Linked DNA regions of Homo sapiens: region 1 is linked to region 2. Evidence: chromatin contacts called from ENCODE Hi-C or POLR2A ChIA-PET data. All regions are on one chromosome and are shown on one strand. Each heading gives the region's core, a stretch centred on a gene start or an enhancer-like site at or near the end of the contact. The rest is flanking DNA. Distances are from core to core; before and after follow the strand shown.

Evidence for each region. Hi-C counts contacts between places; a loop is a spot of excess contacts on that map. ChIA-PET counts read pairs that join two places held with the same protein, here RNA polymerase II (POLR2A). Pooled maps may share reads with other maps.
Region 1: a loop to region 2 is called in a pooled map, with 4 times the contacts of the local background. The contact joins the promoter of SPNS1 here to the promoter of SBK1 in region 2. A Hi-C loop is called at or near these places in 3 of 50 pooled maps. POLR2A ChIA-PET finds 5 or more read pairs at or near these places in 2 of 52 experiments (H1 and MCF 10A).

The regions. Positions count from the first base shown.
Region 1 is chr16:28,972,406-28,978,683 of GRCh38, reverse strand. It overlaps SPNS1 (SPNS lysolipid transporter 1, lysophospholipid), which reads right to left and starts at 3,906. Exons shown (of 12, transcript NM_032038.3): 1 at 3,292-3,906; 2 at 3,127-3,192; 3 at 640-776. The coding sequence starts at 3,532. RefSeq lists a silencer at 3,550-3,639, a cis regulatory region at 3,676 and enhancers at 3,592-3,761, 3,860-3,969, 4,050-4,169.
Region 2 is chr16:28,289,951-28,296,483 of GRCh38, reverse strand. It overlaps SBK1 (SH3 domain binding kinase 1), which reads right to left and starts at 3,959. Exons shown (of 4, transcript NM_001024401.3): 1 at 3,184-3,959. LOC124903670 (a long non-coding RNA gene) reads left to right here and starts at 4,419. Exons shown (of 2, transcript XR_007065033.1): 1 at 4,419-4,717. RefSeq lists silencers at 3,859-4,088, 4,296-4,467.

The DNA.
Region 1 (6,278 bases), core at 2,657-5,156, 680 kb before region 2:
AGGCTTCAAAGGAACAAAGAAGCAACAGCCAGGGAGGCAGGAGGAAAGCCAGAAGAGTGTGGCATCGCAAAGGTAGGAGAGAGTTTCAGGAAGGAAGAGTGGGTCAACAGTGCCAGAGGCTCCTAGCATGAACAGGACCAGGAAGTTGGAGCTGTGTTTAGCAACTAGGAGGCCACTGTTAACTTTGGCAAGAGCAGGGTCCGTGGAGTGGTGGGAGCAGAAGTCAGTGGCAGCGCTCGAGGGGTGAGCAGGCGTGAGGAAGTGCAGGCAGAGTGATGGCATCTCCCCGGCTGCTCTTTTACCCACACTGGCACCACGCTCTAGGGGCCCTTCAGGAAGTCTGATCAGGAATGAGAGGAGGGAGAGAGGGCAGGCCAGGTAGGGTTTGGAGTGTTTAGGTATGGAGTAGAAGGAGTCAGTGGTCAGGGGAAGAGGGGATAATGGACAGAGAATGCTCTGGAAGAAAAGGGGAGGATGGGGTGGGGCAGGTTAACTCAGGCAAGGAGGGGTATAAAATGGCATGGACCAGGGAAACTGCAGGAGTCCCTGAGGCCCAGTCTGCCATAGCTCCAAGGAGCAGCAGCAGAGACTGACAGGGAGGGGGTGTGGGCAGAAACAGGAGCCAGCTTGGGGCCTCACCTCTCCGGGGATGAAGGATGACCCCAGTGTCACCAGGGACCAGAAGGCAATGCCCCCGCACATGAGATACTTCCGATTGTACCTGTCACCCAGGTAGCCAAACACAGGTGCCAACACCATGTAACTGGAGATGAACACTAGGGGGAAGCAGAGAGTCACAGCTCAGCCCAGGTACCCCTACCTCCCACTCCCACCCCAGCTGGAACCACTAAAGCACAGGAGATGCCTGCCTTCTCCTTACAGAATTCACAACACCCCCACATCCCAGCCTGAAGCCCATCAGAGCTTCCTGTCAGGCGGATGGTCCAGCTCCATCTTGAACACCTTTCCAGATTTCCCATTGTATAATGGATGGTCCCACTACTTGTCAATTCCTTCCACCTAGCCAAAACAAGCTCCAAACTCCATGCATACCATGGCTCACAATGCCCCTGTCCAATCTAGGCCCTGCCTACCTCTCCACACTCATGGCCAGCCTTTTTCCCTTCCTCTGTCTGCATCCCAATGGCCCAATTGTCAAGGCCAATACCACTAGGGGTTTAGGCACCTACTGCCTCCTCTATCAAGGACATTCTCTCCTCTCCCCCTGAAACTTCACAGAGCATAGTTCCTTCAGGTTCCAGCTCAGATACTTGCCCAGGGCCAAGGGTGAAGCATGCTGCCCAGGTGAGCACACATCCAGTACCTGACTCTCACATTTACTTTTTTCTCTTTTTTTTTTTTTTTTTTTTTAAACGAAGTCTCGCTCTGTTGTCAGGTTGGAGTGCTGTGGCGCGATCTCAGCTCACTGCAACCTCCGCCTCCCAGGTTCAAGCAATTCTGCCTCAGCCTCCCAAGCAGCTGGGACTACAGGGGCGTGCCACCACGCCCAGCTAATTTTTGTATTTTTAGTAGAGATGGGGTTTCACCATGTTAGCCAGGATGGTCTCAATCTCCTGATCTCGTGATCCACCCGCCTCGGCCTCCCAAAGTGCTGGGATTACAGGTGTGAGCCACAGCGCCTGGACTGTTTTCTGTTACATAACACTTATCCCTATGGGAAAACTGTCCCACTTTAGTTTAGCGTTTTACTGGCTGTTGCTGCCTCATGCATAGCGTACTATCAGCTCCCAAGGCAAGGTCCTTGCCTGTATTGGCCATGACTGTGTTTCTTTCACTTACTTAACACACAGCCTAGTGCAAAACAGGTGCTCAATAAGCATGTGAAGAGAGTGAATAAATCCGGCTGCCTAGAAAGAGCTGCTGCTCTAACTCAACAACTCTTCAGAGGTTTGAAGACCTTGCCCTATGATCCCATTCTCATTGCTCCAGACTTCACCTCAAATACCTCCAGTTCCTCATTGGCCTGGAGTAGAGAAAAGAACACTGCAAGACCTGGTTTCAAATTCCTGTTCCGCCTCCAACTGGTGGTGTGACCCTGGGCAAGTCTTAACTCTTCTCCAAGCCTCAGTTTCTTTATAAGCTGTAGATATCACTACCTACTTCCTCTATAAAATAGGAACAGTAACACCTATTTTTGACTGATAGAAGGATTAGAAGACAAGGGGCATAAAAGTTCTTCGCAAAGTCCTACAGGTGTAATCATCACTTCCTCCAGGCCTGGCACACAATGAGTACTCAGAAATGGTTGAGAAATGAATGAAGGATGGAAGGAAGAAAAAGGGCTTGGCTCTAGCTTTGCCTCTCCCACAAGTCCCAAAGTTGTGAACAAGTAAAACACACCTCTCCCCATTCCAGACACCCTCTCCTGCCTTTACTTATTTATTTATTTATGAGATGGAGTCTCGCTCTGTCACCCAGGCTGGAGTGCAGTGGTGCGATCTCGGCTCACTGCAACCTCTGCCTCCCGGGTTCAAGTAACTCTCATGCCTCAGCCTCCCAAGTACCTGGGATTACAGGCGCTCGCTACCATGCCTGGCTAATTTTTGTATTTTTAGTACAGATGGGGTTTCGTCATGTTGACCAGGCTGGTCTTGAACTCCTAACTTCAAGTGATCCACTCATCTTGGCCTCCCAAAGTGCTGGGACTACAGGCGTGAGTCACCACACCCAACCCTCCTGCCATTATTTACTGGGTGTCTACCATGTGCCAAACACTGCACTAGGCCCTTCACAGACAATCTTTTAGTTAATCTTCACATCAGTCCTAAGAGATGATTCGTGTTATTACTTGTTCCATCTTATAGACAAGGAAAATGAGGCTTAGAGAGGTTGAGTGCCTTGCCTACCATCACACAATAAGTGGAAGAGCTGAGATTTAAACCCAGGTCTGTCTTCACCTGGGTGAAGTTATACTTAGTTATACTAAACTGACTCCCTCTTTAAATGTGGTGTCCCGCTGACCCCCGAGCAACATCAGGGCCATCACCTCCCCTAACTGGCCACAAAACCTCCATTAATGAGCCCCTAGACAGGCCAGCGCGTGGCCCCACTTGAGACAGAACAGAAGGAGGAGCGGCTGTGTGACCAGGAGTGGTCCCCACTCACCGGTCTGGATGAGCCCAGAGCTACTGTCCCCGATGTTGAAGAACTGCTCGATGTCGGGAAGGACGCCTGAGGAGAAAATTCAGGATGGTCCGGCAAAGCAGCGCCACCCTCGGGACCCTGGCTCCCCTCTCCTAGACTATCTTCCTCCCAGAAGTGAGTCCCTACCAGCCACGGTGAAGCGGTCCATGTAGTTCAGGAGATTGATGTAGCACAGCACCGCCACTATGAGAGCCGAACGGCCGGGAGACAGGCCGGTGATGCGCTGCAGCCCCTCCTGGTCCGGGACCTCGGGCTCCTCGGACTTCGGGTTCCCCGTGGACCCTGGCAACCCCGGGGTGCCAGGCACTGGCCCGTCGTCCGGGTCATCCGCCTGGCTGAGGAAGGGCGCGGTGTCGGACCCGGCCATGGTCCCGGGGGGCCGCGCCCGCCCGCGCTCCGGTCCCACCGACGATCCCACCTGCGAGGGGAGGAGGCTGGAGAAAGGAGGATGGACCGAACACAGGCGAGGGAAGTGCGCCCGGAGACGGGGAGCTTGCCCTGAAGCACAGAGCACCACTGAGAAGGGACCCGGGCCCTGTCACGCCTCCCCGTCTCAGTAGACACACAGCGCGGAGGGGACGTGCGGAATACACGTGATGTCGGGGACAGGAGCGGGCTGAAGAGGGCACGATCCCACGCGGAGGCCACCCCTCACCCGGGGTAGGAGCCCGCTGCACTTGCTGTCGCTCAGCCCGGGCGCTGCACCACGGCAGCCGCCATGTTGCTTAAAGCCGGTCATGTGACGCGGGAGCCAGGGTGGAAGGGGTCCCCGCGGGCAAGCCTTCGACACGTGACCTGCCACCCGACTACGGAAGCCTCTTGGGCGTTCCGCCCGGGCTCACATGTCATGTGACGGCCGGCCGGTCGCCGGAGTAACCAGGAACTTTCCCAGACCCTGCGGTCCCTGGAGCGTCAAAAAGAGCGTCCCCGTGACTAGGTGGAGTCGCCTGCCCTTCCGAATCTCAGCTGTCTTATCTGGAACCCCCACGTGGCAGACTCCATCTTCATCAAACGGGATAATGGGGTCTCAAAAGGTTTTGGAAGTAGTAGATACCTCTAAAAGCCAAGGAGCAGCCCTAGTTCTCGGGAACCATCCTGTCTTCCTCCCAGGGTCTGGTTGGCGGCTTTTTACTCTCAATAAAGGATGGATGGATGGATGGATAAATGGATGGATGGAGCTTGAGCAGCGCGATGGATGGAGGATTGGAGGGACGGAGGGATGGACGGACGGACGGATGGAGCTTGAGCAACGCCCCGCCCTTTGTTGAGATTCCCCAACCCTGCTAGCCTTGTAAACTCCTGAGCCTTCACCGTGGACACTTAAATACCTATTAAAGGAAGCGTCTCCACCCGCCGCTCCTGGAGCATATTTTTCCTCACTCCAATCGGGATTGGAGCCCTTGCGCCCTCCGGTGGGCTTTTGTAGGGCAGGCAGGAGCTCCTAGCCTAAGGAGACTCCCAGCTGCAGGACTAGGGTCAAAGGGATAACTTGGGAGTGGTTCTTTAGTGGCACCCTATAATCTCCAAGCTACATCTAATAAAGCACTCTAAGTAAAATTAGTATAGTTCTGTGCAAATACAGCTTCAAGACCCATCTTTCAACCAGCCCTTAAAGGCCCTCTACTGAAATCCTGGAATCTCGTGGGGAGAGCATCCCCCAACCCCAAAACGCCTTGTTAGAAACTATTTCGAGTCCGAATACCCATAATTGGCTTTAACCCCCCCCCCCCCCCCATATTAGGTGCCTCGTGTTTCAGAACCTTAAGCTTGGTTTCCCCTGGCGGACAGGAACTTCAGGTTGCAGGCATTTAATTCCCTCAACAAGATATTATTGAACATGTATGTGCCTGGCATTTTACCAGGTTTCAGGGAAAGGCAGACTTACTCCCTTCCCTCGTGGAGCTTATCTAGAGAGTGATACGCATTGTAAATTGCACCTCTGAAGTGAAAAGGCAAGCCACAGGTTGAATGAAAATATTTACAAAGCATCTATCTGCCAAAGGACTTGTATCCATGTAAAGAACTCTTTTTTTTTTTCTTTCTTTCTTTTTTTGGAGACAGACGCTTGCTCTGTCACCCAGGCTGGAGCTGGAGTGTAGTGGCGGGATCTCGGCTCACTGCAACCTCCACTTCCGGGGTCCAAGCGATTCTTGTGCCTCAGCCTCCCAAGTAGCTGGGATAACAGGCACGTGCCACCACACCCGGCTAATTTTTTGTATTTTTGGTAGAGATGGGCTTTCAGCAGGTTGGCCAGGCTGGTCTTGAACTCCTGACCTCAAGTGATCTGCCCGCCTCAGCCTCCCACCGTGCTGGGATTACAGGGGTGAGCCACCATGCCCAGTGTCATTTTAATTTTTATATTTGTAGAGATGAGTTATCGCTATGTTGTCCAGGCTAGTCTGGAACTCCTGAACTCAAGCAATCCTCCCACCTCATCCTCCCAAAATGCTAGGACTACAGGTGTGAGCCACTGCACCCAGCTCTTTTGTCCATTTTAAAAATTGTGTTTTTGGCCAGGCACAGTGGCTCATGCCTGTAATCCTAGCCCTTTGGGAAGCTGAGGTGGGAGGATCACTTCAGCCCAGGAGTTCAAGATCAGCCTGGGCAACAAAGCAAGACTCATCTCTACAAAAAAACTAAATAAATAAAAATTAAATATACACTTCCCATATGACCCAGCAATTCCACTCCTAGGTAACCACCAATGAGAAATGAAAACGTGTCCAAACAAAAACCTGTATATGAATGTTCATAAATGCATTATTCATAATAGCCCAAAAATGAAAAGAATCCACATGTCCATCAACAGGGGCATAATCTATTCATACAACGGGAATAGCTTAACAAGAAAAAGGAATGAACTGTCAGAGACGTTCGGACCAGAGTGACTCCATCTTGAGTGACGGTTAGGAAAATAAGGCTGGGACTTGCTGGACTGAATTACAGAAAGTAAGGCATTCCTAGACTCGACATGTTTATGGTTAAGGAAACAATAACGTTTACTAGGCCGGGCGCAGTGGCTCACGCCTGTAATCCCAACACTTTGGGAGGGCGAGGCGGGTGGATCACAAGGTCAGGAGTTCAAGACCAGCCTGGCCAAGATGGTGAAAACC
Region 2 (6,533 bases), core at 2,710-5,209:
GGTGGATCACCTGAGGTCAGGTGTTCGAGACCAGTCTGGCCAACATGGTGAAACCTCGTCTCTACCCAAAATACAAAAATTAGTTGGGTGTGGCCGGGTGTGGTGGCTTACACTTGTAATCTCAGCACTTTGGGAGGCCGAGGAGGGTGGATCACGAGGTCAGGAGTTCAAGACCAGCCTGGCCAAGATGGTGAAACCCCGTCTCTACTAAAAATACAAAAAATTAGCCAGGCATGGTGGCGGGTGCCTGTAATCCCAGCTACTCGGGAGGCTGAGGCAGAGAATTGCTTGAACCCGGGAGGTGGAGGTCGCAGCGAGCCGAGATTGTGCCACGACACTTCAGCCTGGGCAACAGAGCGAGACTCTGTCTAAAAAAAAAAAAAAAAAAAAATTAGCTGGATGTGGTGGTGGGCATCTGTAATCTCAGCTACTCAGGAGACTGAGTCAGGAGAATCACTTGAACCCAGGGGCTGGAGGTTGTAGTGAGCCGAGATCTCGCCATTACACTCCAGCCCGGGCAACAAGAGTGAAACTCTGTCTCAAAAAAAAAAAAAAAAAAAAAAGATTTTTCTGGGCCTGCAAACCCAGATGCCAGCATCGGGGGCCAGGAGGTGACCTAAGGGAGCGAACGGCTGCCTGGGGGTGGACTGGAAGGCAAGGGCCCTGTCTAAAGAAGGTGGTCATTCTCCCGCTGTGGCCTGAGGTTGCCACATCATCTGATTTTTCAAGAAGATCCAAAAATCAGCTTTTGTATGTGAAATTGCCTCCCCCCGACTTTTTTTAAGCACTCACAACAAAGACAAACATGTAAAATACATTGGACCAACAAAAATCGTCTATAGGCTGTATTTTACAGCACGTGCCCTACCATACGCTGGGCTCTGAATTAGACAATGCTGATGCAGTATGGACAAGACAAACCTGGTTCCCGTCTCCTGGAGCTGAGTCTAGATGTGGAGACAAACTCTCACTGCACATGTAGACACACGCCACTACCTCCAAGCCACCAAACCACCAACCAATCAAATTCAGCTCTCTACTACGTGCCAGCTCAGGTCAGCTCAAAAAGGGAGGTGGAGGCAGAAAACGGCTCCGGAGCCATCCTAGAGTGGGGCTTTTCAGGTCAGGGGAAGAGCACGTGACGGAGGCAGAGAATTAGAGGACACGGAGGAGATGGGCTAGGAGAGGTGGTTTAGGGCCAGGCTGCAGTCCAGAGACTATCTGGACTCAGCGACTTGATTCTGGACTCAATGGAGAGCCACTGCAGGTTAGTGAGGAGGGGAGGTCTTGCTCCTTGTCCTCCTCTGGCCTCCTCACAGTTTGCCCTGGACACAGTGACTCAAATTTCTGCTCTTCAGCCTCTGGTTCCACTGCCTTGCCTGTGGGGTGTGTGACAAAGCCCTGGGCTTCTGGGAACCCCCACTGGGGGGAAATGAACTCCTTCAGCAATGGGTAGAGCAAACCTGGATGCTTGTCCTGCCCAATTTCGATCTCCATCCGCCCTTCAAGCTGCAGAGAGGCTCACTCTCTGTCATTTTCTCTGGGAAGGGCCACGTGCTTGCCCAAGGTCACTCAGTCTTCAGGGCACCTGATTCCCCCACAGCCTGTGCTGAAGGTGGCTGCCTCAACTGTCCTGAAATTGGCAGGAGAGGCTGCCAGAGGTCTGCCCGCATCAAGTGCCCCCTACCCTCGTCTCCAGCTGGTCACATCCTCACCCTTGGGTCAGTGCCAGCAGCAGGTGGGGGTGGGGGCACTTGGTGCTGGGAAGGTGGGAGATGAGGAGTCAGCCACCCAGGCTCAGGGCTCCCAAGGCTGTAGCAGGACAGGGATCAGCTGCTTCAGGTGTAGGGTCAAGAATCTCTCAGCTGGACCTGGCCCGGTCCACTTCAACAGGCCCAATGGGACGTGCCCAGGGGTCTGATGATCAGGAGACATCAAGAAAGGAGATAGGAATGAAGTGGGGAAAAGGACCCTGACTCTAGCGCATGGTCCATCACAGACATTGGCGACAGGTTTGTTGAATGAATAAGTGAAGGAGCTACTGGCAGGGCTAGCTGTATCCTGGGTCCTGCCTTCCCGAGCCTCAGTTTGTGCACCTATCAAATGGGTCCAGCATCACTGCTTGTCTGCAGAAGGCTCAGAGAGAAGAGATGAGAGGAACTCCCAGCAGCCCAGAGTGTGTTCTTTCCATGCAGTCCAGCCCCTTCTCAGGATCTGATTCAGGATTTCAGGGTACAATGTCCCCTAGGGTCTCTCGGCTTCCTCATATGCGGTAGAGCCTGGGGTTCAGGACCTCACTGAGGGCCAGGCTGGGGTACGGCCGTGTGTACCACCTGGAAAGCCACAGTGAGACCCTGGAATTGGCCCTTGGTTGTCTGGGACACATTGAGCCAACCCTTGGTTTAACCTGGGTGTTCTCCAGGTTAGGAGGGGAAGGGAAAGACTTGGGTTGCTGTCCCTGGGACAAATGGGAACAGAACGGTGCCCTGACCTGAAATAGCTTCTTCATCTAGGCTACCTCTCCTCCCCAGAAACTAGCGCCTCACTTTGGGGGGTACTTACTCCCTCCCTGTCCCACAGGGAGTACAAAGTATGGTTTAGGTAAAGACCGCCAGTGTGGCCTGGGTCGGGCAGCAGAGTCACAGGGAAGATGCGATTCCCATTCATCCGCTCAAACACACCCCTTCCCCGCACTCTCACAGACAAAGACACACACCCGAAGCCCCAGCCATCACCCAGGGCCACATAAGGCAGCCCCCCTCACCTGTGGGCACCCCCAAATTTTCCCCTCTCGGGGGGACTTCACTAGAAGCTCAGCTTGGCCGTGGGGGAGGGGTATTCACACTCCAAGGACCTGGGGGCCAACCTCCAGGCTCGCAGCTTTTGGGGGGGGACTCTCCGCCCTCTTCCCCCCTCTCCATGGCACAACGGGCTCCACCACCACTCCTCCGTGGGGCCGGGGAGCTGCGCCCGAGCCTCAAGGCTAGGGAGTGGGGTGGGGGAAGGGAGAGGAGGAGGGGGCGGCTCCTCCAAGCGAGACACAAAGAGACGTCCTTCAGCCTCGGCTCCATGGCGACGCTGGGGAAGGGGGAGCGCGCAACCCGATACTTCCTTCCCCACCTGCAGGGCTATGGGGACCTCGGTGGCCACTCACCTGCCGCCCCTCACCTGGGCCCGGCTTACCTGGGCTGGGGCCGCGGGGACGCCGCGGCAGGGGGCCTGGGCGCCGTCGCGGTCTTCGTCTGCCCGGCCCCGGGGGCTCAGGGCGCCACGACCATGGACCGGGGTGCAAGCGGTGCCGCCAGGGGCTCAGTCGCCCAAGTCCTGGAGCTTTAGGGGGGGGATCCCCGAGGCTTCTTGCTGGTGAGAGTGTCTCTTGCTGTCCCCGGCTGCCTAGATTTGGGATTTCTATGTACCGGAGTTGGGGGGAATTGGGATCCCCTGATCTAGGGGCGTTCTGAGCTGGGTCTTCTTGTCTTGAGGTGTGGAGTTGTAATGACCGGATCTTGGGAGGGGGTTCTCGCAATCCCGGCCTGGGGGCACTGCGTTCTAGGTCTTGGGGCGGGGGCCCAGACTGAGGAGGGGGAGTCCTTGCGGTGCCGTAGGGGGCTTGCTGTCTTCTAAATACCGAGGAAGTCTCCGCTTTCCCCGCAGGGGAGTCGCTCGGTGTCGGATCCGGGAGGGCCCCCCCTCTTCCCCGAGGCTCGCCGGATCCTGGATGTGGAAGGGGGCTCCCCGCACTCCTCGGCTGCGGGGGCTTTAGTGGGTCCCGGCCACCGGCGGGCGCTGGAAGCCCCTCAGCCGCTGGGGGGCTCGGTCGCCGCCGCTACGAGCAGCCCGGCCCTGCGCTCCCGGCCCCCGGCCTGGCCCGGGCTCCGGCTGCGGCTCCAGCTCGCGCTCCGCCTGGCGCTCGGGCCCCGGCCCCGGCGCCCGCCCGGGCTGCGCTCCATCGCGGCATCGCGGCTCCGCCCTCCAGCCAGCGCGCACCTGCCCGCCCGGCCCGCGGCTCCGCCCTCCGGCTCGCGCGCCGCCGCCCGCCCCTTTGTCCGTCCCGCTCGGCGCGCGCCCTCGCGCAAGCGCGCTCACCCGCCGCGCGCCCGCCCTCCCGCCGCGCGCCGCGGAGCGCAGATTCTCCCCGCGCGGCGCCCCCACCCCCTTCCGGCCGCGCTGGGTCCTAGCGCCGGTGGCTCCCGAGCTGGCTCCCACCCCCCACCCCCCACCCACCCCACTCCTTTTCTAGGTCAGAGCCCACGAGGGGGCGAGAACGAGGTTACAGAGGACTCGGGGGAGTCTGAGAGGGTCACCTGGTCCAGCTTTCTGGGCCCTGCGGGACGAGACTGCCCCAGACTGTCCCGGTCTGTGCTAGTGGGGCGGAGCCTGTGTGTGTTTGAAGGAGGGAAAACAAATCCAGGTTCTGCATTCGGATATGCATTTCATTCATCCATGCGTCCGCCTGCCTGCCTGCGCTTCCATCCATCCATCCATCCGTCCGTCCATCCATCCATCCATCCATCCATGCATCCTATTTCCAGCGAGACGTCAGAGAACTCACAGTCTTCTTGGGGAAGAGGTCATAAACTTGGGCCTGGGTGGTTGCCCTATCCAACTGAGGTCGCCTTTGCGATCCCTGCTGCAAATAGGCAGTGACTAGTCCAGGAGTGCAGCTGGGAGGAACTGCTCGCCGGATAGAAGGGAAGAAAGGAGATTCTAGGCAGAGGTACAGCAGGTGTAAGGGATGTTGCATTGTCTGTTTGATAACCGGAAATTGGTGGCCTGGATGAAGTGGGTGGATGGGGACAGAGATGAGATAGGGACAGCTCGTCCTTCCAGGCCCTGTTCTTTCTCCTCCCTGCAGCTCACTCTTTCCCTAGTGAGAAAGCCCCAATAGGACGCCTTCCCTATTTCTTTCTTTTTTTTTTGTTTTTTTAGCTTCAAGCTTCAAAAGCATTTCTTTTTCATTCTTTTTTTTAATTATTATTATACTTTAAGTTTTAGGGTACATATGCACAACATGCAGGTTTGTTACGTATGTATACGTGTGCCATGTTGGTGTGCTGCACCCATTAACTCGTCATTTAGCATTAGGTATATCTCCTAATGCTATCCCTCCCCCTTCCCCCCACCCCACAACAGTCCCTGGTGTGTGATGTTCCCCTTCCTGTGTCCATGTGTTCTCTTTGTTCAATTCCCACCTATGAGTGAGAACATGCGGTGTTTGGTTTTTTGTCCTTGCGATAGTTTGCTGAGAATGATGGTTTCCAGCTTCATCCATGTCCCTACAAAGGACATGAACTCATCATTTTTTATGACTGCCCCTATTTCTTCTAAGTTTTTGATCAGGCTGTTTTCTCAACCCAGCGTAATCCTCCCAGCCACTCCCGACTGTTTCCAGAGCTTTAGGAGCCAGGGATTGCAAACGCAAGTACCTACAGGCGCAGACATGAGCGACTGGGGTCGCATGTAAAGTGATAGAGAGGGTGGAGAAGAGGGGAACTGGAGACATCGTGGGCTGTGCGTGGCTGGATGATATTCAAAGAGAAGCAGGACATCCAGAAATCTTCCAACTTTTAAATGTTTGAAACGAATTCCCAAAATTCGGAAATATTGAATGGGCCAAATGAAACACACTTTGCAGACAAATCTGGCCCCCAGACCATAGGTTGGCAACCTCTACCATTGAGAATATTGTTTCAGTTCTTAACTTGTCGGCCTCCTGCCTCTGTCTAGATTGTCTTTTTTCTCTTTTCTTTTCTTCTCTTCTCTTCTCCTTTCTTTCTTTTTCTCTCCCCGCCCTTCCTTCCTTCCTTTCTTCTTTCCTTCCTTCCTGCCTTCCTACCTTCCTTCTTTTTTTGACAGAGTCTTGCTCTGCTGCCCAGCCTGGAGTGCAATGGCACGATCTTGCCTCACCGCAACCTCTGCCTGCGGGGTTCAAGTGATTCTCCTGGCTCAGCCTCCTGAGTAGCTGGGATTACAGGCGTGTGCCACTATGCCTGGCTAATTTTTGTATTTTTACTACAGACGGGGTTTCATCATGTTGGCCAGGCTGGTCTCAAACTCCTGACTTCAAGTGATCCACCCACCTCAGCCTCCCAAAGTGCTAGGATTACAGGCATGAGCCACCGTGCCTGGTGATTGTCTTTTTTCTAGAATCCAAATCCTTTGGGATCATCAGGTCTGTAAAATACAAATGGGGTTGGGTTGCTGTCTTACATAAAACTGCCAAGGACTTCCTGTGTACCATCAGGGTAAAGTCTAACCTTACTTATCCTGGCATTCAAAGCCCTTAACATTTAGAGCCTGCTCTCCATTCCCCTACAAAGGACCTCTCTTCTCCATTCGGCCTTGACCTCAGCCACGCTATTCTAGGACATCTGCCTCTGTCTTTTTTTTTTTTTTTTGAGACAGGGTCTCACTTTGTCACCAAGGTTGGAGTGTAGTGGTGCAATCATGGCTCACTACAGCCTCAACCTCCTGGGATCAAGTGATCCTCCCACCTCAGCCCCCTAAGTAACTAGGACTACAGGTGTGCACCA